2 separate regions of the Mus musculus genome follow, and region 2 is linked to region 1. A link is a loop called in an ENCODE intact Hi-C map of the cell type or tissue named here. Cell type or tissue: heart. All regions are shown on one strand. Each heading gives the region's core, and the rest is flanking DNA. Links, peaks and the distances in the headings are about the cores only. Region 1 holds the start of Cfap161 (cilia and flagella associated protein 161). Region 2 overlaps Il16 (interleukin 16).

Region 1 (16,901 bases), core at 4,514-12,513:
AGGGGAGTCAGGGACAGAGCTGTTGCAGAGCACAGGTACTGATAGCTTTTTCCTCAGAAGCACTTCAAGTTCAAAGACAGTTCAAGGACACAAAAGGAAACGTGATCGCTCTGGGGATGGCAAAAATGTCAGTAGGCAGCACGTCATGGGGGCAGAGGCAGGGGCGGGGAGCAGGAGATGAAAAGAGAAATGCATAAGGAAGGGAAGGATAGGACCCCTGTGCTTATCTCGTCCAGAAACAATCAGGAGTGATATATAGGAGGTCAGCAGTCTCTACTGGGGTCCTCCTGACTTGGGTGAGAATGTGAAAAGCCCAGGCCTCTCCATATGTTTGTAACCCAGAACCTTTCCAGGACCTGAGAGTGTCACAAACCTAGTGAGGGCCAGAGGGCCCGGGAGGCGGCAAGCTGTTCTTGCTCTGGGTTCAGGAAATGTGGAGCGGGACATTCAGTGAGCATGGGTGCTCAGAGACAGCAGGTGAACTACCTCGGGTAGCAAAGGTGCACAGGGGGGGTGGGGGCAGTAGATGAAGATGGGTGATAGGATGCTAAATGCTCAGCAGAGAGAGAACATGCAGGATAGCAGGATAGGGTCTGGGATCCTAGGGATGCGAGAGGACAGGAGTCTGCGCACCTCCTCCAAATAGACATCTTCGTTCCAGTTGCCCATCCGCACTCCAGGACCATACACGTTCTGCGCCATCGCCCCTTGCTCTCTTGAAAGCCAGCTCCAGCCTCCACTGACACTCAGAGTTAGCGTGCTTCGTTGCCATGACGACCAGGCAGTTGCCAGTTGCCAGTTGGTCAAGATCTCTTTGGCTGGCCAATAAGTGACAGCATACTAGACCCACGCCCCCTCCAGCTCGCCCTGCCCCTCCCACCACTGCCACTGTCTCAGATGACTAGCACTCAAAGCAGATCTGGGAAACCCCTGACGGGGGACACTGTTCCAAATGTTCCCTAGGCGGAGAAATTTTTGAAACTTTTTTTCTGTTGTTTTTTGGGGGAGAGTTTGGTTTTTAAGTTAGGGTCTGGATACATACCCTAGGCTGGCCTTGAACTTATGATGTAACACAGTCAGGTCTTGCGCTGGAGATCTTCTTGACTCACAGGTGTGCAGCCTACAACTGGCATAAAATATTGAGTTGTTCTTGTTGATGTTTGGTTTTGTATTTTGTTTGTTTGTTTGTCTTGTTTGCTTTTTAAACTAAAATCTAAGTTAAAGTGCTGTGGAACCCGAGTGCCCCTAGCTTTTCTGTGGAAGCTTGGTTCAACTCCAGCCTATTTTCCTAATCACTGTCAGCAGCAATTTCACAAAACATCACCCCTTTACTGTAGACGCTGGAAAACCTAAACACAAAAAGAGGGGCATTGCCGAAACCTCACAGCTTCCAAAGGAAGAAACTACTGTGTTAGCATATATTAATGTGTATATCTATTTCTGTGACAGTCTGTATTTTCACAAATTTTATAGCAACCCTCCCTTCCCATGTCCAAACACAAAGACAAACCTGCAATTTACAGGCACTCCTGATATTAAAAAAAAATTTTTTTTAATTTAAAAAAGTTTGTGTAGCCAACATTTCCTAAAGAGGATATTGTGTTATGAGTGGGGTGAACAGGCAGTTAGGTAGTACCACCTGCTGCTGGCTGCTGGCTGCTGGCTGCTAGCTGAATACATTCATTAATCAGTCCCCCAGTGTGCAGAGTCTCCCACCCCAAGCAAGAAGTGGAAGGTGAGAGCCAAACCCAGTCTATCAAGGGAAGCCAGATGCTGAAAACAAATTACTTCAGAAGACTGTAATACACACAGGTCACTGAAGATGTGATGAAAGACAGACTGGGAGAGCTGATGGATGAATCATTCCTGTCATGGGGACTATGAGAATGACAACTGAGCAAAACCTGGGGTAGTGGGGAGGTGTCCTTGTCGACCTGGAAGGACCTGAGCCGGAGGCTGAAGCATAAGACACAAAAGTAGGAATATTCTGCTCCTCTCTGGCTCCACTGCCTGCCCCTCCAGCACCACACACACTCTCAGGTGCTTCTGAAGGTGCTAAGTCAGGCATTCTGTTGGATCAGACAGGAGTCACTCAGAATATGTGATAGACTGGAGACCGACTCAGAGAAGCTAGCAGCATCCCTAGGTTCAAACTGCTAAACCCAGCCTTGTAGCATGCAGTGAACAATAGACAGCATGTGTAATTGCTCATACAGGAACATAATAATCTAAAAGCAAGCTGCTGTCTGGTGATGTCATGGCAGCGCCATCAAGTCACCAAGCAGCCCTCACATGCTTTTGGCGACGCTGGTATAAAAGAGAAAACCCTGTGTGACATCTGCTGAACAAAAGCAGGCCACACACAATTACAGATGGCACATTAGGCTCAGAGTGACACTAGATGACTATGTTACTGGCTTATTATTTACTACAGGGTGCTTTGGCCCCCGTTTGAAAAGGTGTGTCTCCTATTGATTACAGGGTACTATAAAGCAGTGTGTGGGGTTCTCTTGGAAGCAATCTCCTGCAGCTCACACTGGGACATCTCCAGACTGTCTCATTTGCTCTTACTCTCTTCTGCTCACTATCACCCAAAGCGCTCAAAGCCAATACTGATGTTGGAGAGGAACTCGCATGCAATAATTGATCTGGAAACAAAGTACAAAGCGATTTTTTTTCCAAAACCCACGTCTATTATGGTTATTCCTCACCGTGAATCAATCATGTCCAGATCCACTGCAGCTGGTATTTAAGAACATGAAAAAGATCAGAGATCTGGGAGGGCCAATAGCAGATACGGAGGAACTTTAAGACTTTGACTGGAAGGCTCCGCAAATGATGTTTGCATGATGAGGCATTCACTTGATAGTATGGCCCTCAGAAGGAGCCTTGCTCTAACCAGGTGTGCTGGAACACATCTGTAATCCCAGTACTCGCCCTGTGGAGGCAGAAGGATCAGGAGTTCAAGGTCATCCTCAAACATAAAGTAAGTTTGAGGTCAGCCTGGGCCCTGCAAAAATTACCTTCAATAGGCATAGGGGTTGCTGGAAAGATGGCTCTGTAGTTAAGAGTAAGCACCATTCTGGCAAAGGGCTAGAGTTAGTTCTCAGCACCCATGTTGAGTGGCTCCCATCTGCCTGTAACTCCAGTACCAGGGAATCTGACAACTCTGACCTCTATCAGACACTGTACTCATGTGCACATACCTACACTCATACCCGTATGTGCACATAGTTTTAAAAAAATATTTTAAATTCCTGTTGGGAAGTAGAGGCAGACAGATCTCTGTGAGCTGGACACCAGCCTGATCTATTTAGCAAATTAGGGCTATACAATGAGATCATATTTCAACACACACACACACACACACAGAGAGAGAGAGAGAGAGAGAGAGAGGGAGAGAGAGAGAGAGAAAGAGTTCTGTTTCACAAAGCAAAGATTCTATATGCCGATTTCTGACTTTAAAGTCAATGTTGCTCCCCTTAAGCATTTCCATGTTCCCCATAGGCTGGGTGTTAAACAAGGAGGCCTTGAGGGAATTGAAACTGGACCTCTCTCTCATAGGCAACAGCCAATAAAATAAGAACTAAAAGAGCAGAACTTTACTTACCCATCAGAAGAATGGGACCTGAGCACTATTTCCCACCCTGGAAGGAGATGAGACATCCTAAACTGCCTAGAAAGTTACTAAAGGATAACTTTTTAAAATAGACTCTAAGAGCCTTAAATCTTACAAGATTACTTGACATCAGGGAGATATCTTCCAAAGAACAAAGACGTACCATTCCTCCTTCCTGTGGGAGTCACTCGAAGAGGTCTGTCAATCACTTGGACAAGAAAAAGTCCCTCAGGCTCTTTTTGAGTTTATAAAATATTTTGTGTGTGTGTGTGTGTGTGTGTGTGTGTGTGTGTGTGTGTGTGTGTGTGTGTGTGTGATTACAATATTTTTCATTTACATTCCTTTAAAACCCTCAAAACCAAGATGTAAACTGATTTATTCACTCATGGCTGGCCCTGTGTGGATGACTAAATCTGTCTCTGGCTCCCACACCCTCTGCTTTACAACTGTGACTTTGACATAAAGCAGCCATACACTACAAAAAGTATTTGCTATTTTTTTTTTCATGATTTTGATGAAGCATAGGAAACTTCCATTGGAATCTTTTGTTACTTACTTGTAAAACATCTGGTAGAAAAAAAAAAAAAAAAGAAAAAAGCCACAGAAACACTTGAAAAGATTCATGTTCAGGGAAAAGAAGTGGGACAAAGTTCAGACACTGGGAAAGAGAACCAGGAGACAGGCATTAAAGATAGATTGTAGACTCCCTTACTGGATGTGGATGAAATGCAGTGCAGCCCGGTGTCACACTGAGAAAGCCAGGTAAGACAGCTTTCCCACTTGACATACAAGCACTGTTGTCTCTGGGCATCAGAATTCTCATTGGTAGAAATGGGAGAAGGTTACTAGACTGCCAGCACTCTGGAAGGTGGGGCCAAAATAATCTGCAATGTGTTAATAGATGCAAAGGAGAACGAATTAGGTTGGCAAGTAAATTGAAGGTAGGAAATAAGTAGGATTCTTAATCACAGAGCTTCTCAGAGTCTTGGGTGCAAGACATGTCCTGGAAATCTATGGCCAAGCTAAAAAGCATGCAACCGAGCCCACATTCACTTCAACATGAAATCTGTTTCTCAGGATCATCTTGTAAACTCAGTAGTTTAAGAAGCACTGACTAGGGCTGGAGAGATGGCTCGGTGTTTAAGAGCACTGACTGTTCTTCTAGAAGTCCTGAGTTCAATTCCAAGAAATTGCATGGTGGCTCACAACTGTCTATAATGGGATCGGATGCCCTCTTCTGGTGTGTCTGAAGACAGCGACAGTGCACTCACACACACACATAAATAATTGTGAAGAGGAAGGAGGAGCACTGACTATACTTGAGATATAGTTTTGGGGTTTTTGGGTGTTTTTGGTTTTGTTTTGTTTTTTGTTGAGTAGCCCAGGCTAGCTTCATGGAAAAGAGAAGGATGACCTTGAACTTCTGATCCATCTGCCTTTACCTCAAGAGTGCTGGGATTCCAGGCATACGCCATCACCACATGAGGGGCACAATGCTGGGGACTGGATACAGGATTTAGTGTGTGCTAGGAAGTGCTCCACCAATTGAGCTAAATCCCCAACCCACAGATTTTCTTTTGAGACTTTCAGCTCTTTGGGAAGCCCCAAACTGGAGCTTAGAAATCTTCCTGCATCTAATTCCTAAGTCCTGGGACGGCAGATGGATCCGGGTCTCACTCAGCCCATTGCCTTGAAACAATTTCAAAGAAAGAACACTGCTTTTTGCCAGACCAACACCACCATGAACACTGTTGTACTGCAACCCATTAGGCTAACCTGGGTCACCACAGTGCTGTGCAGGACCAGCTCCCAGGCACAGTGCCTACAGGTGTGCATGGAACATACGGTCAGCACCAGCTACTCCATCACATCCAAGGTGAAAGATGCAGTGCACGAGAGTGATGTGCCCACCTTGCTGGAGTCAGAACGGAGGCTAGAACTTGGGCTGGATCCGAGGTACCCATTCACTTGGCCCATGGGATGGACCACAACTGTTAAATAATAAGGAGTTTGAATTGTAGTTGTAGTGAGACAGAGTTCTTCATCTCTCGGAAGACAGGAAGCAGAGATGGGAAGGGACCCAGACAAGGCCTATCTTCCCTTGGGACATCTCTAGTAACCTGCATCCTCTGACTAGGCTCATCTAACTTCTACCTTCCAAAATAACACTACAACCCAGGAGCTGAGCTTAATAGGGGCCAGTTTACATTCAAACTATAATGCAAACGGTTTTGAAGCTCAAAGAACATGGTGATAGAAAAAGAATAAGATTTGAATACAAAGAAGCAGGAATAACAAAAAAAGGGGAAAAAAAAAGAAAAAATAGAATTTCTTTCAGGCAGAGAAGCAGAGTAAAGGCAGGCTCAGAAGAAAAGAGAGGCCAGAAATCCTTGCAGGGTGAAATAAGTAAAATTAAAGGGAGCAGACAGGTAAAGGTAAAAGGCCTCTGCCATCAAGGCCTATGGCTCCTCTTCTACAGGCAGTAGGAACTTTCTCAAAAAAAGCTGATGCAGGATAGATTCCAGCTGTGGAAATCTGCTGTGGCTCTGGGCTGTTGGTAGATTTAAGGCAGACATGTCAGGAAAGCTGTTAGGAGACACCAGGAAGAAGGAACGCCATGTTCATGGAGCACTAGTAGTAAGGACAGAGCAGTAGACGTGAATGAGAAAAGAATCAAGTTAACATCTGGAGATTGTGGGAAGCTGTGTATTTAGCTGAGACTCATGGTATATGGTATCCTGTGCTTTACCCTGGGCAAACAGGTAAATAAGAGACTCCTGCTCTCTGTCTTTGTAGATAGTAAGAAGGAGGAGGCCCTTCTGCACAGTGATGGCAGGCTAGGGGTAGGGGATGGGCACAGGGAAAGCATTTCTAAATGGAAGTTGACTTCCTACTCAAGAGTCCTTTGATACAGAAGGCAAGGTACCAAAAATGGTCCTACTCTAACCAAATGACATCATTTTCTTTCATGCTGCACCCAACCAGGGCATCTATTCCCACCCTAAACAAAAGAACATGTGATGCTGACATAGCAGAAAAGTCTTCCAAGTTTTTATGTCGCCATCTGGTTTTCCCTCCTGTTTTCATTAGACTCCTACAGGAGAGAACACCACATGAATACCATATATCTCCCCTGAGCCAGACATGACTCTCCCAGAGCCTAGATCCACCCCCAGGAATAGCTACATTCCCTTGGATTCTTTCATCTCAAACCTGGCCTTCTAGCACTCAGTCTTGGGTGCCCTCTTCAATGCGATCATCTCATGTCCCACTCGCTTCTCCACACTCTGACGTCTTGACCTCAGATGAACCATATTGCTGCCCATCTCCTTACCTTCCTCACTACCAGCAAAAGAGGGTGGGCCCTGTGAAGAGGAAGCCTGTTGTTTTCCACAACACCCTGGTGGCTTTGGAAATCCAAGGGCAGGTTCAGCTTTGGAAGCAGGGACTAAAAGAAGACAAATGTCTTTGCCTAGGAGAACAGGACAAAAACATGTTTCCCACTTAGAAGGGAGGTTGACTCTGCGGAAAGAGCTGATCCCCAGAGCAGGGGATCTGAGAGGCCAGAAGCCTGCTGGAGACTCACCGACGTCCTTGAGAGGACTCTGGCTTTTAGCCAGCATGAAGGTGGAGCTTCAGGCCTGTCTTCTGGGATCAGAGAGGCCCCAGAGCTACAGAGGAACAGTGTCTTCTAAATCATTGAAAATGTATTTCAAACTTCTTTTTCCCCCTATTCAAGCAGAGGCGAGGCAAACCTGAATTGCATACAAGAAATAGATATATTATAATTAGGCGGTGGTGTTATGGTTTGCCTCAAATGAGTTGAGATAGAAACTTCAATCTTATCACAGTGAAGAGTCATCAGGGCCTGCAGCACAGTATAGATACATGGGCCAATCTGAGCCTCTGGAGCCATGCTGTAGAACTGGGCAACGGAAAGCCACATGCTTCTCCCGATGAGCAACGGAGGCTAGGGTGACTCGCATGCAGCTCAGAGTTTGCTCCCTCAGCGAACCCCAGTTTCACAGAAATGCCTCTGTCTCCCACCAACCCACTCATCCCACCTCCCTGGTCAAGAAACCTAGTCTTTATTGCTTCACAAAAATATAAGTATTTCATACATAGATGGTCACATTCACTATGTAGTAAAGATAAGCTGTTGATTCCATTCTCTCTCCTCCTCCTCCACCACCACCATCATCACCATCACTATTATTTAGATACAGAATTTCTAAGTGTTGGGCATACAGGGCCTTCGTTCGTGTGTTTACAGAGCTGTGAGGTGCTTACAGAGCTCTAGGGTAGTAGCTGAACAAGGGTATCAGAGACTCAGTTCCCCAGACAGCGTGCTTTTCCTCTTCCCTTAGTCTAGTAGGAAAAGCTAGGGTTTGCTTTACTTCACTGACAAATACAGAGAAGTTCTGGGAAGTGCCCAAGGCATCCTAAGAGCCAGAACTGAAACTCAAGAGTGAAGGGGGGGGGGGGAGAGAAAACAGGAAAATGTGGCTTTCTATTTTCATAGCAATCACAGACCTCAGGCACATTAGTGTGTAGTTTTCAGTCTGGTATTGTTACTACTCTAGTTTTGTGTCTTAAATCCCTGACTCTGAGTCAGGTGTCCTTGACTCAAGGGGCAGAACTTACCTGCACTGTGACGTTGAGTAAAGTCACAAACTCTGGTTCTGTTGCCTCATGTGTAAAGTAAGATATGTGAAAACCTGTGTCTTGTGGTTGTTGGGATCTGTGTGTCAGGAGGTGTGTGAAACACCTTGGCACAGCAGCTGCTTCTGCTTGTTGTTATGAAGACACTGCGTCTGGGCAAGCACAGGTGCCAGGGTTCTCCTCACAGCTACCTGGCACCTCACGCCGCAGATGCTTGCAGCTTCTAGATGTCTGTGTTGGACGCTCCTTGGTGTAGTCTCAACCAAAAGTCAGCTAAGCGGAACCAGGTCTTTCCTGAGTCTTCAGAAATAGATTTGATTTCATAATTGGACAATTCTGCCCTCTTGTGACAAATCATAGATATAGCGTGTTATCCCTAAACAAAACTCCAGGGCAGGACTGAGGAAAGCTTCAGGACTGCTTGCCGGGTCCCACTTGGAGAGGGCTCATAAGGCCCCACTTCTCCTTAAGGCTCTATAGGCATTTGGTAGTTGTTAGGGAAATGGGATTCAATAGGCCTATCCTCTCCCAAAAGATCTATAAGAAGAAGTGGTTGCTGGGAGAATGGAGAGGCACCCATGCTCCTGTATATAAACCCATATGCATGTCCCTGTGAGGAATCCCAGTGGAAATCATTGGGTCACTCCATCCCCAGAAGAGGACATGAGAGTATAAAGGGGACTAGTTGAGAAGGGGAAGGGGATCGGTGAGATGGGGGAAAGAGGACAAGGGAAGATAACAGAAGAGGAATATGATCACATACTATACATGCATGAATGGAAATGTCATCGTGAAACCATTATGTTTAATGCATAATTAATTTATGCTTATTTTTAAAGAAAAGGAGACTCCAGTTTACAAGTGTGTCTCTATTTCCAAATGGTGTGTCTGAAACTAATGGTCCCTCGCCCTGAAGAACACTGAGATGGAAGCCAGCTGCATATCAGAGATGTTGATAGGTTATTTGCCTAGCATACATGGATCCCTGAGTATAATCCCCAGCACCACAGAAAACTGGGTTGGTAGTTCATGCTTGTAATCCCAGAACAAGAAGGATAGAGGCAAGGAGATGCAGAAGCCAAAGTCTTCGTTGCCTATTCAGTGAGTTATTTAGTGTAGTCAATACCTAGTCTCAAAACACACACGCGCGCGCGCACACACACACTCGCGCACATGCACATGTACACGCACACACATTTATAAAATGACTGTTTAATTGTCTCAGGTTCCTCTCCTGTAAATAATATTTCATTGCATGCTCTAAGAGAAGCCAAGTCTGAGAGGTCACTATCAACCTCACTGTTTCTTCTCTTAGAATTTATCTCTTCAATACCCTTCCTCCTGTAACTTATTCTCAGGCATCAAAACCATCTTCAAAGTCCAGTACCCTCCACATCTCTAGACTGGATTCAGCTAGTTGGCCTCATTGCCTGGTGCTTTGTATTTTTTCTGGGGGAAAAAAAAAATCCCCGTTCAGGGCAATGTTTTCTCCGCAGGGATCAGGGCCCTTGTGTGAGCCCCAGTTGCACCTTCTGTCCCATTGACACTATTTGTAGAACTGTGGCTAGTTCACAGCGGGTGATTCAAAGCACATGTTACACCTAGAAATTACTCAGCTTCCTTCTTTGAAGCTTTCTTGGGTCCAACTGCAGTACAGTACGTGCTGTTTTTCCACAACTCCAGTCACTGTTGTTCACTGAAGGTGCATAGCTACCCACCCACCAAACATTGGGGCTGGCTTCAACATGGGCTTGATCTTTTGCCTGTTCTGGCTACCTGAGCCTCAGTAAGCCTTTAAGTACCTGTTCTGAGTCCTGAATGCTGGTGTCAAATGGATCTCAATTTCCCCAGTACCATTGCTTGAGTGACAGGATTCTCTATTACCCTCATATACAAGGCTCAAAATGAGGCTTGGGGGTCATGTGGGTCCCAGATGAATTTCTGTCCTCCAGCCTCTGCAAACCAGCTTCCCCAGTGTGACATTAATCTACACTGTCAACCTGACTGAATTAAGGAATGCATAGGGCATTAGCAAGTGCGTCTCCAATGACATTTTGAAAGAAAAAAAAAAAAACTCAGTGAGAGTAGAATTGTTGAGCATGTGAACAGTGGCATTCTGTGGATGAGGGTCCTGAAGGGAGAAAGTGGGTACCCAACTCCCAACTCATCTGCCTACATGAGGGGTAAGCAGCCTAGTGTTAATAGCAACACAATGGAAAGCCACTCCTGACACCATGCTGGACTGAGCTTCTAACTATGAGCCAGAATAGACTCTTCCCACCTGATGTTGTTTCTTGTTTGGTTACATGTTATATTATTTCATTTCAAACCAGGGGTCTCTTCCCCACCTTTTATCACTTGGTTCCCAGATAAAAAGACATGCAATCTTTATATCCATAATAAACCTTAATTGGCACTAGAGCTGGGGAGATATCTATCTATCCTCCAAGCTATTAGAATCTACTTCTGCATGACAGCCCCAAATTATAACTTGATATATTCCATCTGGGCTGCTCTTAACTCCAATTGGCCAGCCCTCATGGCCATGTTTTTATAACTCACCTACATGGCATCTCTCCTCCCTCTTCTCTCTCTTCCTTCTAGTGGTCTCCTCAGAACCCAAGTCTGGAAACCCAAATCCCGCCTACCTCTCTTCTGCCCAGCTATTGGCTATAGGCATCATTATTCACCAATCAGGCCACTAAAGAGGGTTCCATCTTCATGGTCTTATATAAAGCTTGATTATCTCCCAAAAGCTTTTCCTTCCTCCAAATTCAATTACACAGAGAAAAAGACTTTAACATATGGAGGTGGAGGAGACAGACAGGTCCAGCCCCAAGCAACCTGTTCTGATAGGATACAATGAAAGGAGATGGTCTGGCCAGACTCAGATGCAATAAAGAACCTTTAGTTCCATATGTACATGGTTTATAAGCAGAGGGAACTGACAAAGAAGGCTTTGAAAAGACAGCTTTTGATTTGGTTAATGACCGAGGTTCTTGGACTTCATTTGTAGCATCCATAGCCATCCCTAACTCCAGTTCCTGGGAATCTTCTGGCAGACCCATTAGCCTGGCCTCCTTGGCAAAGTTCATCCTGGCCAGTGAAAAGATCTTATCGAAGAAGAAGAAGAAGAAGAAGAAGAAGGAGGAGGAGGAGGAGGAGGAGGAGGAGGAGGAGGAGGAGGGGGAGGGGGAGGGGGAGGGGGAGGGGGAGGAGGAGGAGGAGGAGGAGGAGGAGAAGAAGAAGGAGAAGAAGAAGAAGAAGAAGAAGAAGAAGAAGAAGAAGAAGAAGAAGAAGAAGAAGAAGAAGAAGAAGAAGAAGAAGAAGAAGAAGAAGAAGAAGAAGAAGAAGAAGAAGAAGAAGTAGTAGAAGTAGTAGTGGTGGTGGATGGTACCTGAGGGCCAACAATCATCTTGTCCTCTGACCTCCACTCATGGACCTGCATATACATATGCATACTCATACCTGTTTGTGTAATTTTTAAAAACACGCTTCTACCTTCTCAGGTGGTCTGCCCGTGCTCTCGGCTTTGCTCTGAGATCAGCAGCCACCAATTCCACTCAGCTCCACCAACAGCCAGTTGGTCATTTTTCCCTCTTTCTTCTCCGGCCCACCTCAGTGCCACAGACAGTTTTATTTTTTTATTATTTTTACTTTTTATTTTATTGTTATTTTAAAACTATCTAGATAACTCAATGACTAGTTGAAGAATTTCCTGCACTAATCTTATTAACTAGCTATCTCCATTCTCCCTGCTCACAGCAGAGGCTACAAATTCTAGGGGCCCCAAGGCCTACATGTCTGCAGCTTCCTCTCTCCAAAGCCTGGTCTGAATTTCTCTATGTCCCAGAAGTCCCACCTTCTTCCCTTCACCTAGCAATTGGCTTCTGCCTCCTTTATTGACACAATCAAGAACCAATTAAGGAATTGACACTTCCCTCTACACATACCCACATGTGCACACATGAACACACACACAGGTACACACACACACACACACAGGTACACACACACATAGAAGATATACTACATGTTTATAGTTTTTACAAAGATTAGATAAAAACTCCACATGTAAAATGTCCCAAGAATCTCCTGAATCTGCCTTGTCAGTTCTGCCCTAAACAAGGAAAATAGTTCCCTTAAATCTATCTTGTGTGGTTTGTGGCTGTAATAGTGGTGTATTTAGTACCAGAAGAACCAGAGTGGCCACGACGCCTGTCCCAGTCCTTTTACTCTCAACCTGTTCACTATTGTTCTTCTGTTCTCTGGAGGGGCCACAAATCCCACTGTTTCATTCACCTGAGCTTTCTAGTCTTCAAGGCCAGTCTACACTCTCAAGTGTTCTTGAAATTCAACTCTGAAATCCTGTCTTATACCCAAGCCCTAAAAGCCACCAACTTCTTACCAGCTGGTCCTCTTGGATCTGATGATACTTACCATAATTTTAACAAACTTCGGTTTTAAAAAGGCTTAGATATAAGACATTTAGAACAAATTCTTCTATGCATTTTCCCTCAGGTTATGAGTTGCAATAACTATCCTTCTAGAACCTTTCACTTAGGCTCAGAAGGGAGCTCTGTTTTACTCTTGGCTATGTTACATCCTTTATCACAGCCAGTGTTGCACTTGTAGGAAAGAATGTCTTCCTCGCAGCTCCTGGCTCCCCTCACTTATCTCCCTCTACTTTTCAAGTCAGGGCAATCTGACCTCATGTCCTGCCCCCATTGTTTTTCACTGCATGTGACTCATGCACACCTGCCACGGACATCAGTTGGGAGCGAGGCTAAACTCTATCACTACCCTTCTGATGAGATGCTCATTTGTCTAGAAAAGTCTCGAATCTGATGTCCCATGACACATTGAAGTCACAATTCTCTGTCTTTAAAAACTTGTGCGTAAGTTCCAGGTTTCAGAACATGTGTTCTCGACAGGAAATACACATCAACTCCTTGTCACAAAATATGGTGGAAATGTCTGGGTGTGGTGAGGCAGACCTTTAAACCCAACACTTGGGAGGCAGGGGCAGGCAGATCTCTGAATTGAGGTCAGCCTGATTCACAGAGAGAATCTCAGGACAGCCAAGACAACATAGAAAGACTCTGTTTCAGAAAAACAAACAAACAAACAAACAAACAAAAACAGAAACAAATGAACCAATGGAATAGCAACAGCAGATTCTGCCTGCAAATATTCCATCTTTTCTGTTCTTAGATCTGCCTCCACTCCCTTGCTTGCCCCAGTAAAAGGAGCTTGGGATATCAAGATGACTGCCTTGGGAGGGAATCTGGGGCACCTGAACAGGAATGGGGAAGACAGAGTATGAGGCTCACTAGAAGCCACAATCAAAAAACCCTTTTCTGAAAAGTCAAAGTTATCTCTGTCACACGCACATCCCTACCCACTCGTAACAAAAGATCAGTCCACTTTGGTGTGCAAGGCTCTTGAGCTCCATCTCTGTTCGCCTGCCTCTTCTGCTAAAAGGTTCTGGATCCTTGCTGCCTTCAGAGAAGCTGCCAGCATTTCTGCAGGCTAAAAGCTCCCACCAATGGAGCTTTCAGCATTCGATTAAACATCAAAACCTTCATTGTCCACGTTGGCATCATCTGCTCCTTTCCTGTTTGAAACAACATCTAGTGTTCATTTCTTCTCTAAGAACCTGCCTATAAGATACTGGATGAAGGGAATTCGGAAACCAGCTCTATCACTTGCAGGCTAGGTGACTTTGTACGTTCTTTTCCTCCTCCATCCCTCTGCTTTCTTAGCTGGAAATAGAGATTGTACGGATGCCTACTTCACTCCTTCACTTCAACTGTTAAATGCCTTAAGGCCTGTGAGTGGATCTGAGCAATGCTGGGTTCATCCTGAGTGCTCAGAGTTGCCTCGGCTTTCTTTGCAATGATGTACTTCTCTGGGATTCAGTCCTCTAATGACCATGCTGCCATGGGGTTGACACTTTTAATCTTTCAAATCCATAAGTGCCCGGGCCTGGCAAACCTGAATTAACCTTCCTTTAGCTGCCGCCGCTCCCTTCACTTCAGGGTGTTCTGTGCTTATAGAATTTCCATACTGTATTCAACCTGAAAGACAAAGTTCTTCCCTACCAAATTATTGTCCAGTTTAATGACCTAGGGCCAACTTGACTTCTGATCCCATCTCCTGTCTTTTTTTTCTTTTTGAGATTTTATTTATTTATTATATGTAAGTACACTGTAGCTGTCTTCAGATCTCATTATGGATCGTTGTGAGCCACTATGCGGTTGCTGAGATTTGAACTCAGGACCTCCAGAAGAGCAGTCGGTGCTCTTATCCGCTGAGCCATCTCACCAGCAACCCCATCTCCTGTCTTACGATTTAAGCCCTGGGTCTTGAGATATCTGTAAACTATGCCAGGGTCCCTTGTGTTTTTCTACCAAGGACGAAAGCCTGTCCCTGTCCTCAGCAATCAAAAAAAAAAAAATCTATCAAATTGCTGGGACCCAATTTTCTGATTGAGTTTTTATAGTACAGTATGGATCACCTTCCTCTAAGTTTCCTGCAAGAGATCTTGTACAGCTACTGGCCTAGAAAACCTGAACTTGGCCGCATCTCAACACTTTCTCTGACCCAGTTCTAACCCATCAACTCAGGGAGATCACAGCCAGTCTTCCTGATCCTTTCCCTGTGTGCGAATATTGTAGGCCCATTATTACTTGTGCTAAATAAACCTGGACTTCTTGGCACACTTCTCCTGCCATGTGGCAGAGTCATTTGTTGGCTCAGTTCGGGAGCATGGCGAGACTCAGTAGCAATGGGATGCCAGTCTCACCCTAGTGTTCCAGATGGTACTTGCCGCCCCCAAGTGTGCCTGCAGAGCTACAAAACCTTTTGCCAAGGAAGGGAGCCTTGGTGTGGCCTACAACAACACAGTGAGGTCAGTTGGTCAGGTGCATACTTCAGATTCCTGGAACCGATCCAGTCATTGTCTCCACGCTGAGCTTCGGAGGGTGCCACTGCTCATTAATCAGCATCCCACAGCATCCCTGCCAGAAGAAGCAAGGACAAGCAGAGGCACTGAGAAAGATCAGGGGACAGCTCCAGGGGGATCTGCGAGAGGACCAGTAGTTCCTGGCTCTTCCATTATGAATGTGTGGCCATGGGCTAGCAAGTTACTGTTGCCCAGAGTCCCCAGAATCACCTCTGAGACCACCAAGACTTCATACCACCATCAGTGCTAGGTAAAAATTAAAAGTAGAATATTTGGCAGAACAGCACATGTGTCTGCCTCTAACCCAGTGCTGCTTCCACTTCCTCCTCCTCCTCCTCCTCCTCCTCCTCCTCCTCCTCCTCCTCCTCCTCCTCCTCCTCCTCCTCACTGTTATAACTTCTGCAGGGAACCCGGATGGATCAGAAGTTCCTTGGGGAAAATTAGCATGACCTGGTACAAAACAAAGCCCACAGAACTAAGTATCCCCCCAAGCTACTTCCTCAAACACATTAAACTGGTATCAAGTTACTGACTGGGTAGTTCGGACTGGCTCAACCAGCCCTCGGTTTGAGGAAGTGAAAAGAGGAACCACTGTCTTTGGGAAGGACAAAAAATTGGGAACCTAAGGAATACACAAAGGCAAGTTTAAAGCCTGGAAATAAATACCTGGCAATGGTAGGTGTTTTTAGAAGATCCCAGGTTGGGAAGGTGGCTGGGTCAGTAAAGAGCTTGCTGCTCAGATATGAGCAGTTTCTAAGCAAGTAGATATTCGGCTCAGAATTTTGTACTCATGCCAAGGAATGGACCAAAATTCCCCTTGACTCTCTATTCTACAAGGAACCAGTGCTCCTCCCATTCCTGAATAAAGTGTTCCAGGAGGGGCAGAGGCCAGTGTGGGAAGTCTGGCAGGAAGATGTCTCCTTTGACACTTGAATGACAGCGCAGCTCTCCGGGCTGGTTCTCTCGAGTGACCCTCTCCTCTCCCCGCTGGCAGGCTTCTCTCTTCGGAATAAAGGATAGGGCAGGGCTCCTCTCTGGTGTCTGCGGCTGGAGATAAGTCCTTGATGACTCCAATTTGGGAGATACATTTCCTATTTATGAGGAAGCCACGCACCCCCTGCCCCAGCAGGAGGGACTGGTCTCCCACCCTTGGCAACAGTGGGAAGTGACTCCACCCACCCTTCCCCAGCCCTGGGGGATTCCAGCAGTTGAAAGGTCTGAGCTGGAAAGATAAACATCACCGCTTATCCCTCACTCCCTCATTGTTCCCCTTGGAAAACAGAAAAGGAACCGGGAAGGGAAAGAGGCTGCACGGAAATCCATCCGTGGGGTTGCTAAGGGAAACAGCCTAAAATGGTACTGGGGGGATCCTCCCTTCCTCCTCTCTGACACCCTCATCCACCCATTCAGCAAAAGAAAGAAAAAAAAAAGAAATCCCAAACTTTGCTTCCTACTTCCAAGAGGAAGCGTCAGTCCCTAGGCCCTGTCTCAAACCTTAAAGTCACAAAGTTAAGTACAAGATTGCCAGGGGAGACCTGATTTTCTGTTACTTAACAGCTCTGTAGCCTGGTTACCTGTTCCAAAAAAGGGAACCTGCTAGCCTGCCTCTCTCTTAACTTTGTTCAACACAAGCGCGGGAATCCTTAGCCTCAA
Region 2 (16,901 bases), core at 5,480-13,479, 110 kb before region 1:
TCTGAGAGATCAGCTCCCAGGACCCCAGCATGGCTGAGATTATGAACATGTTGCCTGTGCAGTCACCAGGGCCTGCGGCCAGAAGACTCCCAGCTTGGTTTAATGCTGGGCTGTTGCCACTTTGAAATTCTTAATAATTTTGAACAGGGTCTCTTTGTTTCATTTTAGACAGAGCCCCGACAAAGTGTGTAACTGGTCCCAGATGCAAAGCAAAGCAGAGAAGCAGAAACAGGGAAGAGAGAGAAGGCTGTGCGACAAATATTAAAAAATAAAAATAATTCAGTGTGAAGAAGTAGGTGTTCATGTTTGCTGCTGGAGGAGTGTCAGGCTAAAGTGTGGCCACAGTTCTTAAGCTGTATCGACCTACTGTTTAAGCCAAAAGTCAACTCCTAGGTCGTTACATTAACAAGAAACCAAGTCACACAAGCCTCCAAATGGGTCCTAATTCATTTAAGGATGGCTGACAGTGACATAGAATAATGAGGCTCAGAGAGTCAAGAAACCTTCCTAAAGTCACTGAGATAATCACTTCCAAAGAAGCTAGATGCCAGCCCAAGCACACTCGCCCTGGAATCTGCTCTCTTTTGTTTTGCTTTGGAGTTTTGTTTTGTGTTTTTTGCTTTGGTTTTGTTGTTTCTTTGGTTGGTTTGGTTTTTGTTTGTTTTGTTTTGATTTGTTTCTGAGACAGGAACTGCTGTAGCCCAGCCTGGCCTCACATTCCTGAGCATCCTACCTCTACACCCCACATGGTGGGACTCTAGCTATAAACCACACACTTGGCTTTCAACCTATGTGGCTGTCACACAGTGTTCACGGAGAATAATTGCTTCAAGGAATCCCTGCAGATACCAGAATAAGTAGTGCTTTTCCATGTTTTGTATAAACTTACTGCATTATCATCACATAATAGATGCATAGACATGCACTTCTTATGCTGGACTGTTTAGAAGACAGCGAGGAGAAGAATCTACACATTTTCTATACAAATGTAATTTTTTTTCAAGTATTTCCCATTTGCAGATATGGAGGCTAACAGGGTTACCCTTTAGAACCAACATGGGTGCAGATAAAATTTAATGTATCAAGTAAACAATATGAATTATGCTAGTGAGAGACTAATATAGTAATTTATATCTACATATTATATATAATCTCTATATAATATGTAATGCAAATATCTAAGAAGAGAGAGTTGGTTAGTAGATTGTAATGTTCATATAGTTAAATAGTGTGTTTCCACTAAAAGAAAAAATAGTGTTTAGAACAGAATTTCCAGTGACTTGTGCATAGGAGTTTTCTGAAGTCACATGGGAAGAGTATGGAATTAACTGAAAACATTAGCAGAGATCAGTATTAGCATGGCTAGTATTATGTTTCACTGTAGTCTTAATTTCTTCATTCTTCTGATTCTATTTACAGTAATCAAGAGTCCTGAGGTCTTCCAGCCTCAGGCCCTATCATATCACTGATAAGGCAACATAGGTCATAGGGAGGGACAGAAAGAAGCTAGCTCAGCCAGCAGCTAGAGGAGCTGCTCTGCTCATTTCTTTCTTTGTTTCTTTCCTTGCTTCTTTCTTCCTTCCTTCCTTTCTTTCTCAGCATGTCACCCAGGAAGAACTGATCACAGAGGCATGGTAAGGCAAATGATAACCTCTCCAGCTGTCTGGGAAGCACACTCGTGAAAAATATTCTCTGAGAAACAAACAGCTCCCATCTTGGTTTATACTTGAAAGACCAGGGAAGAGCCAGTCTTAATCTCCCTCACAGCACTGGCTGTCCTGCTAGTTCTGATATTCAGGAGCAGTTAAACTCCTGTAGTGGTTTGAATGATAATGGCCCCTATAGGCCCATGTAAATCCATAGGTCTCCAGGTGATGGTGCTGTTTGGGAAGGTGTAGGAGCTGAGTCCTTGTGATGGACATTTGTAACTGGAGGCGGGTTTGAAAGTTTAAAATCTCTCACTTGAAGTTCTCTCTCTGCTCTCTGCCTGTGGTTCAAGATGTGAGCTTTCAGCAGCCTGCTCCTGCTAGCATGACTGTTTGCTGTCTCTTTCAGCCATTATGGGCTCTAGCCTTCTGGAATCATAAGCCAAAAAAACCTAGCCAATCAACCAACCAACCACCACCATCATCACCACCACCACCAACAACAAAAACTCTCCTTCTTTAACAGCCTTGGTCATGGTGTTTTATCGGCAACAGAAAAGGAACTAACACAGCCCTGTTCCAGAAGATATTTTGGGAAGATACTTACTGGTGGAGTTGCTGCGTGTCCTTTGGTGGCAAGCTTTAGGAAACAGGAAGCTGCTACTTTGTGCTTCTGGTTTTCCAGACTTTTCTTTAGAGGAAGTTGAAGAAGATTCCTGTGAAAACAGTTCCCATCTTTTTATACAGCAAGTTAGAGTTGACAAGTATGCTTAGCTTAATGGGCTGTTGGCATGGACCAGAGAAATACTTGTTGATTTGCCTCTATCTCTACTAAAGTAGCAGGCACTCTGAGACCTGGATTTAGGACCACTCGCAACCATTTATTCCTAGATACACATTCATTAAACTAAAAGGTAATTAACAATAGAAATTACATAAATATTAAACAAATGCACCAAATGCATATGTCAGGTTCTTCATTAGACATGAGGAATTCAGCAGTGATCACGACAGACAAGAGCTGACCTTGGATAACTGACACTTTAGTAAACAAAGGCTAACCATAAGCAAATATGAAAGATCACGACTGAGAAAGGCAGTGCTCTGATGTGGCTTGGAAAGTGGTGTGAACAGAGAGTGTGCTAGAGATAATGAGGGTGCTACACTGTCCTGAGATTCTACCAAAGACACTCACAAAATTATTGTTGAACATATATTATAGAGCTTTAGAATATTGAAACATCCATGCATTCTTCTGAGCATTGTAAATTTATTACATTACTGATTTCTAGTTGTCAGCACTTAATTTAGAACCTTAAAAGTCATATCAATTGTTTATGATTCTCTTTTATTTCTGTCTTACCATATTGAATGACATCACTTCTTTCATAGCAATGATTTTTTTTTGTATGAATAGTTTCTAGGGCTGGTGTAATCTATAAAATGCTTGCTGAGTAAGGATGAGGACTTAAGTTTGGATCCCTAGTACCATGTGAAAAGCCAGGTGCAGCCTAGTATGCCTGTGTCCATACTGGGGAAGCAGTGGCAGGAGGACCCCTGGAGCTCACTGGCCAGGTCTTGCTGAATCAGTGAGCTCTGGGTGCAGTTTGAGATCCTGTCTCCAAAAAATAAGGTGTAGAGTGAATAAGGAAGTGTTGACTTCTGATCTCTGCACATACAAAAGAGTATACACACACATAAACACAACACAGAGATCACACATACAACATACACCACACACACTCTCACAATACACACATATATGCACACACCACAAACACACATGCACATATACATGAACACCACACACACTACACATTCATATGCATACTCTCTCTCACACACACTCACAAACATACCCCACACATACTACACACACATCACATACACAACACACTTCACACACACTCACATACACGTTACACACACATACACTCACAGAGAGAGTGAGTCTCTATTATATTGAGTATGTTAAACAATATGGTTGGTCTCATTTCACTTTCATGGTGAAAGGAAATATGACTCTTCCTTGTGTGAGAGAAGACTCTGGAAAAGCTTGAATTTTTTTTTCATCTCCTTTCTCCAAGATATTAGAAGTGTATGGTGAGGCAGTCATGTTCTATTTTGTAACTTTACTAGCTATAAAAAACATTGGTTTAACCCGAAAAGCTAGACCCGGATTTAAAAGCATATCTCATGATGATGGTAGAGGACATCAAGAAGGACATTAATAACTCACTTAAAGAAATACAGGAGAACACTGCTAAACAGGTAGAAGACATTAAAGAGGAAGCACAAAAATCACTTAAAGAATTGCAGGAAAACACAAGCAAACAAGTGATGGAATTGAATAAAACCATCTAAGACCTAAAAAGGGAAGTAGACACAATAAAGAAACCCAAAGTGAGGCAACGCTGGAGATAGAAACCCTAGGAAAGAAATCTGGAACCATAGATGTGAGCATCAGCAACAGAATACAAGAGATGGAAGAGAGAATCTCAGGTGCAGAAGATTCCATAGAAAACATCGGCACAACAATCAAAGAAAATACAAAATTCAAAAAGATCCTAACTCAAAACATCCAGGAAATCCAGGACACAATGAGAAGACCAAACCTACGGATAATAGGAGTAGATGAGAATGAAGATTTTCAACTCAAAGGACCGGCAAATATCTTCAACAAAATTATAGAAGAGAACTTCCCAAACCTAAAGAAAGATGCCCTGAACATACAAGAAGCCTACAGAACTCCAAATACACTGGACCAGGAAAGAAATTCCTCCCGACACATAATAATCAGAACAACAAATGCACTAAATAAAGATAGAATATTAAAAGCAGTAAGGGAGAAAGGTCAAGTAACATATAAAGGCAAGCCTATCAGAATTACACCAGATTTTACACCAGAGACTATGAGAGCCATAAGGGCCTGGACAGATGTTATACAGACACTAAGAGAACACAAATTCCAGCCCAGGCTACTATACCCAGCCAAACTCTCAATTACCATAGATGGAGAAACCAAAGTATTCCACGACAAAACCAAATTCACACATTATCTTTCCACGAATCCAGCCCTTCAAAGGATAATAACGGAAAAAAACCAATACAAGGACGGAAAAAACGTCCTAGAAAAAGCAAGAAGGTAATCCCTCAACAAACCTAAAAGAAGACAGCCACAATAACAGAATGCCAACTTTAAGAACAAAAAATAATAGGAAGCAACAATTACTTTTCCTTAATATCTCTTAATATCAATGGACTCAACTCCCCAATAAAAAGACATAGACTAACAGATTGGCTATACAAACAGGACCCAACATTTTGCTGCTTACAGGAAACTCATCTCAGAGAAAAAGATAGACACTACCTCAGAATGAAAGGCTGGAAAACAAATTTCCAAGCAAATGGTAGGAAGAAACAAGCTGGAGTAGCCATCCTAATATCTAATTAAATCGACTTCCAACCCAAAGTCATCAAAAAAGACAAGGAAGGGCACTTCATACTCATCAAAGGTAAAATCCTCCAAGAGGAACTCTCAATTCTGAATATCTATGCTTCAAATACAAGGGCAACCACATTCATTAAAGACACTTTAGTAAAGCTCAAAGCACACATTGCACCTCACACAATAATAGTGGGAGACTTCAACACACCACTTTCACCAATGGACAGATCATGGAAACAGAAACTAAACAGGGACACAGTGAAACTAACAGAAGTTATGAAACAAATGGATCTGACAGATATCTACAGAATATTTTATCCTAAAACAAAAGGATATACCTTCTTCTCAGCACCTCATGGTACCTTCTCCAAAATTGACCACATAATTGGTCACAAAACAAGCCTCAACAGATACAAAAATATTGAAATTGTCCTATGCATCCTATCAGATCACCATGGACTAAGGCTGATCTTCAATAACAAAATAAATAATAGAAAGTCAACATTCACAAGGAAAATGAACAATACTCTTCTCAATGATACCTTGGTCAAGGAGGGAATAAAGAAAGAAATTAAGGACTTTTTGGAGTTTAATGAAAATGAAGCCACAACATACCTAAACTTATGGGACACAATGAAAGCATTTCTAAGAGGGAAACTCATAGCTCTGAGTGCCTCCAAAAAGAAACTAGAGAGAGCACACATTAGCAGCTTGACAACACACCTAAAAGCTCTAGAACAAAAGGAAGCAAACTCACCCAAGAGGAGTAGACAGCAGGAAATAATCAAACTCAGGGGCGAAATCAACCAAGTGGAAACAAGAAGAACTATTCAAAGAATCAACCAATCGAGGAGCTGGTTCTTTGAGAAAATCAACAAGATAGATAAACCCTTAGCCAGACTCACTAGAGGGCACAGGGAAAGCATCCTAATTAACAAAATCAGAAATGAAAAGGGAGACATAACAACAGATCCTGAAGAAATCCAAAACACCATCAGATCCTTCTACAAAAGGCTATACTCAACAAAACTGGAAAACCTGGATGAAATGGACAAGTTTCTAGACAGATACCAGGTACCAAAGTTAAATCAAGATCAGGTTAATGATCTAAACAGTCCTATATCCCCTAAAGAAATAGAAGCAGTCATTAATAGTCTCCCAACCAAAAAAAAAAAAAAAACCAGGACCAGATGGGTTTAGTGCAGACTTCTATCAGACCTTCAAAAAAGATCTAATCCTGGTTCTTCATAAACTATTCCACAAAATAGAAACAGAAGCTACTCTAACCAACTCATTCTATGAAGCCACAATTATTCTGATACCTAAACCACAGAAAGACCCAACAAAGATAGAGAACTTCAGACCAATTTCCCTTATGAATATAGATGCAAAATTTCTCAATAAAGTTCTCGCTAACCGAATCCAAGAACACATCAAAACAATCATCCATCCTGACCAAGTAGGTTTCATCCCAGGAATGCAAGGATGGTTCAATATACGGAAATCCATCAGTGTGATCCAGTATATAAACAAACTCAAAGACAAAAACCACATGATCATCTCCCTAGATGCGGAGAAAGCATTTGACAAAATCCAACACCCATTCATGATAAAAGTCTTGGAAAGATCAGGAATTCAAGGCCCATACCTAACCATGATAAAAGCAATCTACAGCAAACCAGTAGCCAACATCAAAGTAAATGGGGAGAAGCTGGAAGAAATCCCACTAAAATCAGGGACTAGACAGGACTGTCCACTCTCTCCCTACCTATTCAACATTGTACTTGAAGTCCTAGCCAGAGCAATTAGACAACAAAAGGAGATCAAGGGGATAAAAATTGGAAAGGAAGAAGTCAAAATATCACTGTTTGCAGATGATATGATAGTATATATAAGTGACCCTAAAAATTCCACCAGAGAACTCCTAAGCCTGATAAACAGCTTCAGTGAAGTAGCTGGATATAAAATTAACTCAAACAAGTCAATGGCCTTTCTGTACACAAAGGATAAACAGGCTGAGAAAGAAATTAGGGAAACAAAACCCTTCTCAATAGTCACAAATAATATAAAATACCTTGGCATGACTCTAACTAAGGAAGTGAAAGATCTGTATGATAAGAACTTCAAGTCTCTGAAGAAAGAAATTAAAGAAGATCTCAGAAGTTGGAAAGATCTCCCATGCTCATGGATTGGCAGGATCAATATAGTAAAGAAGGCTATCTTGCCAAAAGCAATCTACAGATTCAATGCAATCCCCATCAAAATTCCAACTCAATTCTTCATTGAATTAGAAAATGCAATCTGCAAATTCATATGGAATAACAAAACACCTAGGATAGCAAAAACTCTTCTCAAGGATAAAAGAACCTCTGGTGGAATCACCATGCCTGACCTAAAGCTGTACTACAGAGCAATTGTGATAAAAACTGTATGGTACTGGTATAGCGACAGACAAGTAGACCAATGGAACAGAAGTGAAGACCCTGAGATGAACCCACACACCTATGGTCACCTGATCTTTGACAAGGGAGCTAAAACCATCCAGTGGAAAAAAGACAGCATTTTAACAAATGGTGCTGGCACAACTGGCGGTTATCATGTAGAAGAATTCAAATTGATCCATTCCTATCTCCTTGTACTAAGGTCAAATCTAAGTGGATTAAGGAACTCCACATAAAACCAGAGACACTGAAACTTACAGAGGAGAAAGTAGGGAAAAGCCTCGAAGATATGGGTACAGGGGAAAAATTCCTGAATAGAACAGCAATGGCTTGTGCTCTAAGATCGAGAATCGACAAATGGGAACTCATAAAGTTGCAAAGCTTCTGCAAGGCAAAAGACACCATCAATAAGACAAAAAGACCACCAACAGATTGGGAAAGGATCTTTACCTATCCTAAATCAGATAGGGGACTAATATCCAACATATATAAAGAACTCAAGAAGGTGGACTTCAGAAAATCAAATAACCCCATTAAAAATTGGGGCTCAGAACTGAACAAAGAATTCTCACCTGAGGAATACCGAATGGCAGAGAAGCACCTGAAAAAATGTTCAACATCCTTAATCATCAGGGAAATGCAAATCAAAACAACCCTGAGATTCCACCTCACACCAGTCAGAATGGCTAAGATCAAAAATTCAGGTGACACCAGATGCTGGCGAGGATGTGGAGAAAGAGGAAGACTCTTCCACTGTTGGTGGGATTGCAGGCTTGTACAACCACTCTGGAAATCAGTCTGGTGGTTCCTCAGAAAATTAGACATAGTACTACCGGAGGTTCCAGCAATACCTCTCCTGGGCATATATTCAGAAGATGTTCCAACCGGTAAGAAGGACACATGCTCTACTATTGTCATAGCAGCCTTACTTATAATAGCCAGAAGCTGGAAAGAACCCAGATGCCCCTCAACAAAGGAATAGATACAGAAAATGTGGTACATTTACACAATGGAGTACTACTCAGCTATTAAAAAGAATGAATTTATGAAATTGCTAGGCAAGTGGATGGACCTAGAGGGCATCATCCTGAGTGAGGTAACACAATCACAAAGGAACTCACACAATATGTACTCACTGATAAGTGGATATTAGCCCCAAAACTTAGGATACCCAAGATATAAGATACAATTTGCTAAACGCATGAAACTCAAGAAGAACGAAGACCAAAGTGTGGACACTGCCCATTCTTAGAATTGGGAACAAAACACCCATGGAAGGAGTTACAGAGACAAAGTTTGGAGCTGTGACAAAAGGATGGACCATCTAGAGACTCCCTTATCCAGGGATCTATCCCATAATCAGCTTCCAAATGCTGACACCATTGCATATACTAGCAAGATTTTGCTGAAAGGACCCAGATATAGCTGTCTCTTGTGAGGCTTTGCCGGGGCCTAGCAAACACAGAAGTGGATGCTCACAGTCAGCTATTGGATGGATCACAGGGCCCCCAATGGAGGAGCTAGAGAAAGTACCCAAGGAGCTGAAGGGAACTGCAACCTTATAGGTGGAACAACATTATGAACTAACCAGTACCCCGGAGCTCTTGACTCTAGCTGCATATGTATCAAAAGATGGCCTAGTTGGCCATCACTGGAAAGAGAGGCACATTGGACTTGCAAACTTTATATGCCCCAGTACAGGGGAATTCCAGGGCCAAAAAGTGAGGGTGGGTGGGTGGGAGGGTATGGGGGACTTTTGGCATAGCATTGCAAATGTATATGAGGAAAATACCTAATAAAAAAAAGAAAAAAACATTGGTTTAATCAGTTACTTCCACAACAGTGCATGCATGCACACACACAAGCACACACATGTTGGGGGTGGTGTGGGTGTGTTTCAGGGAACCTATAGATGGGAAACTCGGTAAACAAAAGCATATCTGTGGGCTGTTGAATTTGAATGGCTTGGTAAATGACCTTTGGATATTTTTCACTGGATGTGAAAGCTGTAGCTATAGAGAGCTTAGGGATTTGGGGTCAGGCACTTAGTACTGCCCTGTGCTGGAGACCCCTATTCTATCTAACATAATTACCTGTCTGAGAAGGCAGCTATGGAAGGGCCTGGTTAATTACATGTGCCAAGTGGTACACATTCTCCAACATCTGAAGAGAGGAAGCCCCCCTCTGTCCTGCCTCGAACTCTCACTTGGTGCCTCTTAATCAGCACCCTGTCCCCAACAGCAGGCCAGCTCTGAAGATACTGCTCCCATCTGCCCCATTTATTTCAAAGCTTTCCTCTGCTGTGCCATTGGTGGCAGGCTACTGAGCCTCCCTGAATTCAAGTCCACCTGCATTACATGGCATACAGAGATCTCTCACAGGTGCCAGAGCACAGTTAAGCTCCGTCCATTGGCTGCTGTTCTATTTCTCTTGAATTTTGAAAGAATTTTCTGCAACTAGTGGAGTTAACCTGGCGGGATTTGTAAGCAGTATGGACCCAGAAGTCCAGTAACAGCCTTAAAAACTAAAGCTATATCCTTTCTGACACAAGAAACCACAAATCAATTCCCTTTTATTTCCTGTGAAAGTCAATGTGAAAATCAGAGATTAAGTCTGGGCAGACGCCTAGGCTGTCATTTTTCTATCGAGCAGCAGATGGCGCTGTGTTAACCTGAGCAAGATTACCAATCTTTAACTGTGCTAATATGGGAAATTGTTCAATAGCTATGAAAGCTGTGATTATATACAATAGTAAGTTTGATTTGGTTAAATTCTTAAGGCTCTGATTTCCAAAATTAAGTATATGAACTCTTTCTTTGAGCATATTAGAATATCTCACCTAATATCCAAGAGATACTTTTTTTATTACAACAGTCAGGTAAGGTCATGTCCCAACTCTAATGTGAAGACTCCTCTCCAGTATCAGCTCCATTTCATGCATGCTATTGGGACAATGTATATTAATGTGGCTTTGGGACCTTTGCAGGCCCACTAGGCATGGGAAATAACTACCCATCCAAGGGTGACCCTTATTCTTGAAGCACAATTGAGGTGTGTATTCAGACTGTATATTTCCACTTCTAACTGTCTAATAATATGAAAGTAAAGAGAAAATGGTATACACATGAGACACAGCACACTAAACTCATCTTAAAATAATGTTTAAAAGTTTTTACTGTGACTGTACTTGTGTTATCTATACATTTTTAAATACTTTATAATAGTCTAACCACAGAATATAAAAAATACAGTAAAAAGAACTACATATAGATGCACCGAACTAGCAAGATCATTCACAAATTTTGCTAAAACTTACTATGTACTGGGCCCTCTTCCTAGTTGTGAGAATACACAATAGGCAAGACATGACATACAAGACTCAGCTCTCATGAATTAGCAAAAATGTACTTGAATGATGAAATGATATCTACTTTTTCCTTTCTTTTCCTTTGTCTGGAGTATGTGTATGTTCTTGCATGGGTATGTGTATGTTCTTGCATGGGTATGTGTATGTTCTTGCATGGGTATGTGTGTGTTCTTGCATGGGTGTGTGTATGTTCTTGTATGGGTATGTGTGTGTTCTTGCATGGGTATGTGTATGTTCTTGCATGGGTATGTGTGTGTTCTTGCATGGGGTATGTGTATGTTCTTGCATGGGTATGTGTATGTTCTTATATGGGTATGTGTATGTTCTTGCATGGGTATGTGTATGTTCTTGCATGGGGTGTGTGTATGTTCTTGCATGGGTATGTGTATGTTCTTGCATGGGTATGTGTGTGTTTTTGCATGGGTATGTGTGTGTTCTTGCATGGGTATGTGTATGTTCTTGCATGGGTATGTGTATGTTCTTGCTTGGGTGTGTGTGTGTTCTTGCATGGGTATGTGTATGTTCTTGCATGGGTATGTGTATGTTCTTGCATGGGTATGTGTGTGTTCTTGCATGGGTATGTGTATGTTCTTGCTTGGGTATGTGTGTGTTCTTGCTTGGGTATGTGTATGTTCTTGCATGGGTGTGTGTGTGTTCTTGCTTGGGTATGTGTATGTTCTTGCATGGGTATGTGTATGTTCTTGCATAGGCAGGTGTATGTGGAGGCACCTGTCTAACTCTTCAGTGCTGGATTACAAATTCCCATCACTAAGCCCTAAATTCTGCTTTTTATTTTTTTCTTAATGTAGGTTCTGGGGATTTGAGCTAAAGTCCTCCTGCATATACAGCAAGTTCTTTGGGGGCAGCTATTTCTCCCAGTACCTTTTCCCCCTTTTAAGACAGAGTCTCCTGTAGCCCAGCCTGACCTTGAACTCAGTATGGAGAGGATAACCATTCACTTCTGATCCTCCTGAGTACTGGGATTATAGGACCCAGCCACCACACCCAGCTTAACAGTAGATGTTTGTTACATTGTAATCAGGCCCAAGCTAAATCATTAACATGATATTTATTTCAACTGTTAACAATAGTAGAATCTTTTTTTCTTATAAAAATCCCTTATCTAAAATAGAAATTGTTGGCTAGTCAGATGAAGGTGGCAGAAAAATCACAGGAAACAGAACAAACCATTCCCTTCCCACCTGGATGAGAGGGCAGGGGCTCTGTTAACCTGAGGGAATCTTTCTCTGAGATTTTCAGTGTTGGTTGAAGAAGGCCTGATCCAGAAGAAGCCATCTTGATCCCTCATGGGACTCCATTAATCCCTGGAGCACATTCCTGTCTCATGACTTTGCTCTCCAGGGCAGTGAGACCATTTATTTGGGCCCTCCTGCCTTACCACTCCATATCCCCCAAACAAAGCCATCTCCGATGTAAGTCTCATGGCAGTTGATCTTTTCCCTCAGCAATGTGAGCAGACTGTAAGCTCCAAAAAGCTGCACCTAATGAGGGCCCTGACAGTAAGCATCTGCATAATTGTGGGAAAACTCTTTAGCCTGGTGTGGCTGGAACGTCTCCTTAGATACCACTGTGGCGGACGTAGAAACACACCGATGGATGAAGATCAGACTTTAGTGGCAATGTTGCGTCACTGAGGAAAAAAATTGCAACCTAAAAGTTCCTGAAACAAGGCAATGCACATGTTTTTAGACGTTCTGTGTCTGGAACACCAATGCCACAGTATTCTTATGTGCTCTGAGTTTATTTCATTGCCAAGCTGGAGGCTGAGTAGATGGGTCAGTTGATAAAGTGTTCTTTGTGTGAGATGATAACCTGAGTTTAATCTCTGACACCCACAAAAATGTCTGGCATGATGGTGAACTAATCTCAGCACTGGCGATGTAGACACACAAAGATCTCTAGGGTTCACTGGCTGCCCAGTCTAGCCTAATAGGCAATCTCCAGGCTAATATCATAGCCGGCATTCAAGGAGGTAGAATTTGTAAGGATGACACTCAAGTTTGTCCTCAAACCTCTCTCTCTCTCTCTCTCTCTCTCTCTCTCTCTCTCTCTCTCTCTCTCTCTCTCTGTGTGTGTGTGTGTGTGTGTGTGTGTGTGTGTGTGTGTGTACCCATGTATGCGCACATGAGTATGTATACTCTGTCACAAGAATTTTATTTTAAAAGAAGAAGCTAGAGAGATGGTGCAGCAGTTTAGAACACTGGCTAAACTCCTCCAGAGAACTGGGGTTCAGTTCCCTGCATCCACATGGCAGCTGACAACCATTTGTAACTCTAGTTCCAGGGGACCCAATACCTTCTTACATCACTGTTTCCTCTGGTTTCCATGGGTAACACATGCATGTGGTGCACAGATACACATACAGGCAAAACATACACACACACACACATAATAAATCTCAAACAAGTTGTTGTTTTTTTTTAAGATGTCAAACTTGGTGACCTCCTCACCAGAATTGTGTGAGGAGGTGGAGGGTGGGTCCTGAAGCCTGCAGAGCTGACTTCCTCATGGCTCCGAACTTGCTGTATCATTGCTCGGGGCTCGGTTTCCTTCTCTCTAGACTGAGAAATGTGCTAACCAAACCTTGCCATCACTTACAGCTCTGTACTTTTGAGTGATGATTTTGAGAGACGGTTACGTTTAAAGCCTCCAGGCTGCCTCTTTTTCTGAAATGATCACATATCAGAAAATGATTCATGGGAATCAAACTGCTTCCCTTGGCTCCCAGAGGAGCCTGACCACTCTTGGACAAGCATGTCCTGGGTGGGGCAGCTTCTCATGAAAGGAGTCTCTGTAGGATCCCTGAGAGCAGTTCCACAGAGGCCTCCCTCGGCAGCACACAGAACAGGATTCTTCTGTTCTTGCTCCCAAGGTGGGGCTTCTCTCCATGCTGAGGCTTTGTCACTGAGGTTAAGGGGCTAACAAAGTCATTGGAACACACTTATCCTTGTTTTCATCAGAGACTGAGAGCATGGCAGCAGTTCTGTAGGCAACACGCCCCACTATTACCTAGACCTCCATCTCTGTGCCAACCAGTCCTCGTGGGACCAAATGGCCTTGGCCAAAAAAGTCTTTTTCAACATTAATATTAGCCATATTGCTTTTAGGGACCAACAGCCCTAAACTCTAAAACTGGAAAGCTACATAGTTCCCATGGAATAAGAGGGTGACCCCAGGATGATGGCAACGAATTCTAGGGCATTGTGTCTTACAAACAAAACAATAGGCTCCTACAGATTGGCTGTGGGGCAACTACCTAGTCAAAAGGAAGATGTTGCATATCTGCTAGTCTCCAGGGGAAGTGACAAACACACCCAAGCCTTCCCTTTGATGTTCACCCCCTTATCCACAACATGACCACTGTCACCATGTCCTAACTCCATCTTCTCATGCCTCTTCAGCATGCCCATTCTTGCTCCTGTCCCAGTACAAGGTCCTGGCTCAGGTCAGCCTGCTACCGTGGTATTTGATGCCTTGAAAAGAATCATTCTAACAAATGATACTTGGAAAGACATATTTCTACATAAAGGAACTGGACTTCTTTCTCACACCATATACACAAAGTAATTCACAACAGTCCTATGTCTATAAGAAAGAGGGTTATGATGTGGGGTTCCCTCAGATGCAGCACTCACAGCAACTCCATTCAAAAGAGAACAGAAAAGTTTCCAATGTGGAGGAATGCAGCCAGCAAGCTCCAGAAGTGTCAGTCTTTTCAGTGAGGTCAGCTAGCAGTCCACATGCAAAATGAGCTTTCCCGGTGGAGCAGTGGGACTTGTAAGCCTTGGGAGAAGTTTAGGCTCTGGACTTGTTTTCTCACACCATACATACAAAGTAGTTCAAAAATGGTTCTATGTCTCTAAGAAAGAGGCAGAGCAGTAAAACTCCAAGAAGAAAATCAGGCAAATGGAAATGTAGACCAAATCCTTTCCTGCCCTGAGTTGTCTTTGGTCCTGGAGTTTGTCATAGCAACAGAAAGGAAACAGAATAGTAGTCATGCCAGTCAAGGCCAAGGTGAGGTACTGCTTCATGCAAGCTACAAGGGCTAAAGTCACACCCTCACTCTTCCCACCAGCAGAGAGAAGATACTTGAGAAATGATCCGTAGGCTGGGGAGGTACCCCACTGGGAAAAATGTTTGCCTTGCAATACTAGCACCTAAATTCAGCCCCCAGCCTAGCATGGTGGCACACAGTTACAATTCCACTTCTGGGAAGGTGGCCATCCTTTTAGCAGCTCGATGGCCAGCCTGGACTACTCAGTGCGATCCTGCCTTAGAACACAAGGTGTTTTCTTTCATACCTGGATCCTAGCCTGAAATGTGTAAAAGTGCATATAAATCATTGTTAGCATGGGTACAGCTTACTAATTAGGAAAGTCAAGAGAGAGTGACGTTAGGTAATGGGAAAGTACAGAATACAGGTAAATGGGCACAAGAGTTGTGGGAGAAGATATAAAGCTAATACTTTTTTTTCTATTTTCAACTCCATCATAGTTTCTGTGGAGGGGAGGGGTCAGGTGATGACTAAGTGTATAAAGATGCAGTTGATAGTGAACATATAAAATCCTAATCCAAGAGCCACAGTTTCAGAATGGCCATTCTAAGGGTTCACCGAGATGAGTAGAGTTAGGAACTGAACAGGTCTTTGAGTGGCTACTCTAATCTAGCTGCGAGATATTTTTATTTTAGAGTTCACTGCAATAAAGTAATTTTATAATAAAATCAAAAGAAGAAAGCCATCAAAAGATAAATTCACCTGCAATGATAGATTACATTGTTTCACTACCACTGGGCCTGTCAGTAAAAACTGCAGATAAAACTACTTATATCATGCAAAACTCAGGCAGACTGTGTGGGCTTTCAGCCTTCATCCATCTACATTAGAATCATGGAGATATCACAGTATTGGGAATGGAAATGGGATGACTAAGTTCTTCAAATTCATTCCAGTGTTTTAATAAATGAGAACAACTCTAATAGCCTCTTCATGTCTACTAGTTAGTTGTTTCATTTGCATATTAAAATATTTTAATACATAAAAATGAGGTAGGTGGCACCTGAAAAATAACACCCCAAGCTAACCCCTAGCCTGTACATGAGTGTGCAAACAGGTGGGCCTGCATACACATACACAAGAATCTCCACATGTGTGAACACGTACATATATAACCATACATATACACGAAAATTTTGAGTCTCACACTAAAGGTAAAAATGTAAGGCAATGAAACTGATTTAGAAAACAGGCTGAAGATTTCTCAAAAAAAATGTTTTGTTGTGAATTTTCAAGATAGGTTCTCTTTTTGTGACTCTGCATGTCCTGTGACTCACTATGTAGAACAAGCTGGCAGAGCAATTTACCTGCCCCTGCCCCTGCCTCAGTGATAAGACTAAAGGCATGTACTACTATATACAGAATAATTTGTCAAAAAAATGAATACAGTATTATTTCACTCCTAGGTATACTTTAAAAAACTGAAAACATACACCCATGTAAAATTTCACACAAATGTTTAAAGAGGAAGTATTCATAGTATCCAAAAATAGAAAAGTACTCAGCGTTGATTAAGTGACAGATAGGTAGCTTGGTATATGCATACATTATAATATTATGTGTCAACTACAAGTGATTAAGCGATAATACAGTCTGCAATAAGATGACTGGAAGTGTCATAGTAATCAAAGTAAATCAGTGGAAAATATCACTTATGTGTGACTCCATTTATGAGATGTCCAGAACTATGCTGATAGGAATAGAGTAAGTATGATCATAGTCTCTGAAGCTCATGGTCTTATGGGAAACGGGGGTGTGACAGAGGGTGGGCTTTGGGGAATTTCTAAAACCTATGGGGTTTCTTTTGAGGTGGTAAATGGTTTTAAAGTTAGCAGTGATGATTGTACAATTCTACAGACATGCTGCTGAAACCACAGAATATTATTCACTTAATTATATGATATATGACCTGTATAATAAAACC

Evidence for each region. Peaks named below come from ENCODE experiments on the same cell type or tissue, not always from the same donor. Only the 100,000 strongest peaks of a DNase experiment are listed, where the experiment ranks them.
Region 2: a loop joins it to region 1, with 6 times the contacts of the local background. A loop is called at or near these places in 9 of 42 quality-filtered maps.

What each region holds. Positions count from the first base shown.
Region 1 is chr7:83,794,109-83,811,009 of GRCm38, forward strand. Cfap161 (cilia and flagella associated protein 161) reads right to left here and starts at 731. Exons shown (of 7, transcript NM_029335.3): 1 at 634-731. The coding sequence starts at 702. In heart, for the core only: a CTCF peak has its summit at 8,664 (motif pointing left); a DNase peak (open chromatin) is centred at 8,473; H3K27ac peaks cover 946 bases.
Region 2 is chr7:83,685,832-83,702,732 of GRCm38, forward strand. Il16 (interleukin 16) reads right to left here. Exons shown (of 19, transcript NM_001360087.1): 3 at 2,254-2,362. Among named protein-coding and RNA genes, the nearest start is that of Il16, 38 kb to the right of the region's middle. In heart, for the core only: a CTCF peak has its summit at 10,188 (motif pointing right); no DNase peak of the experiment used is centred there.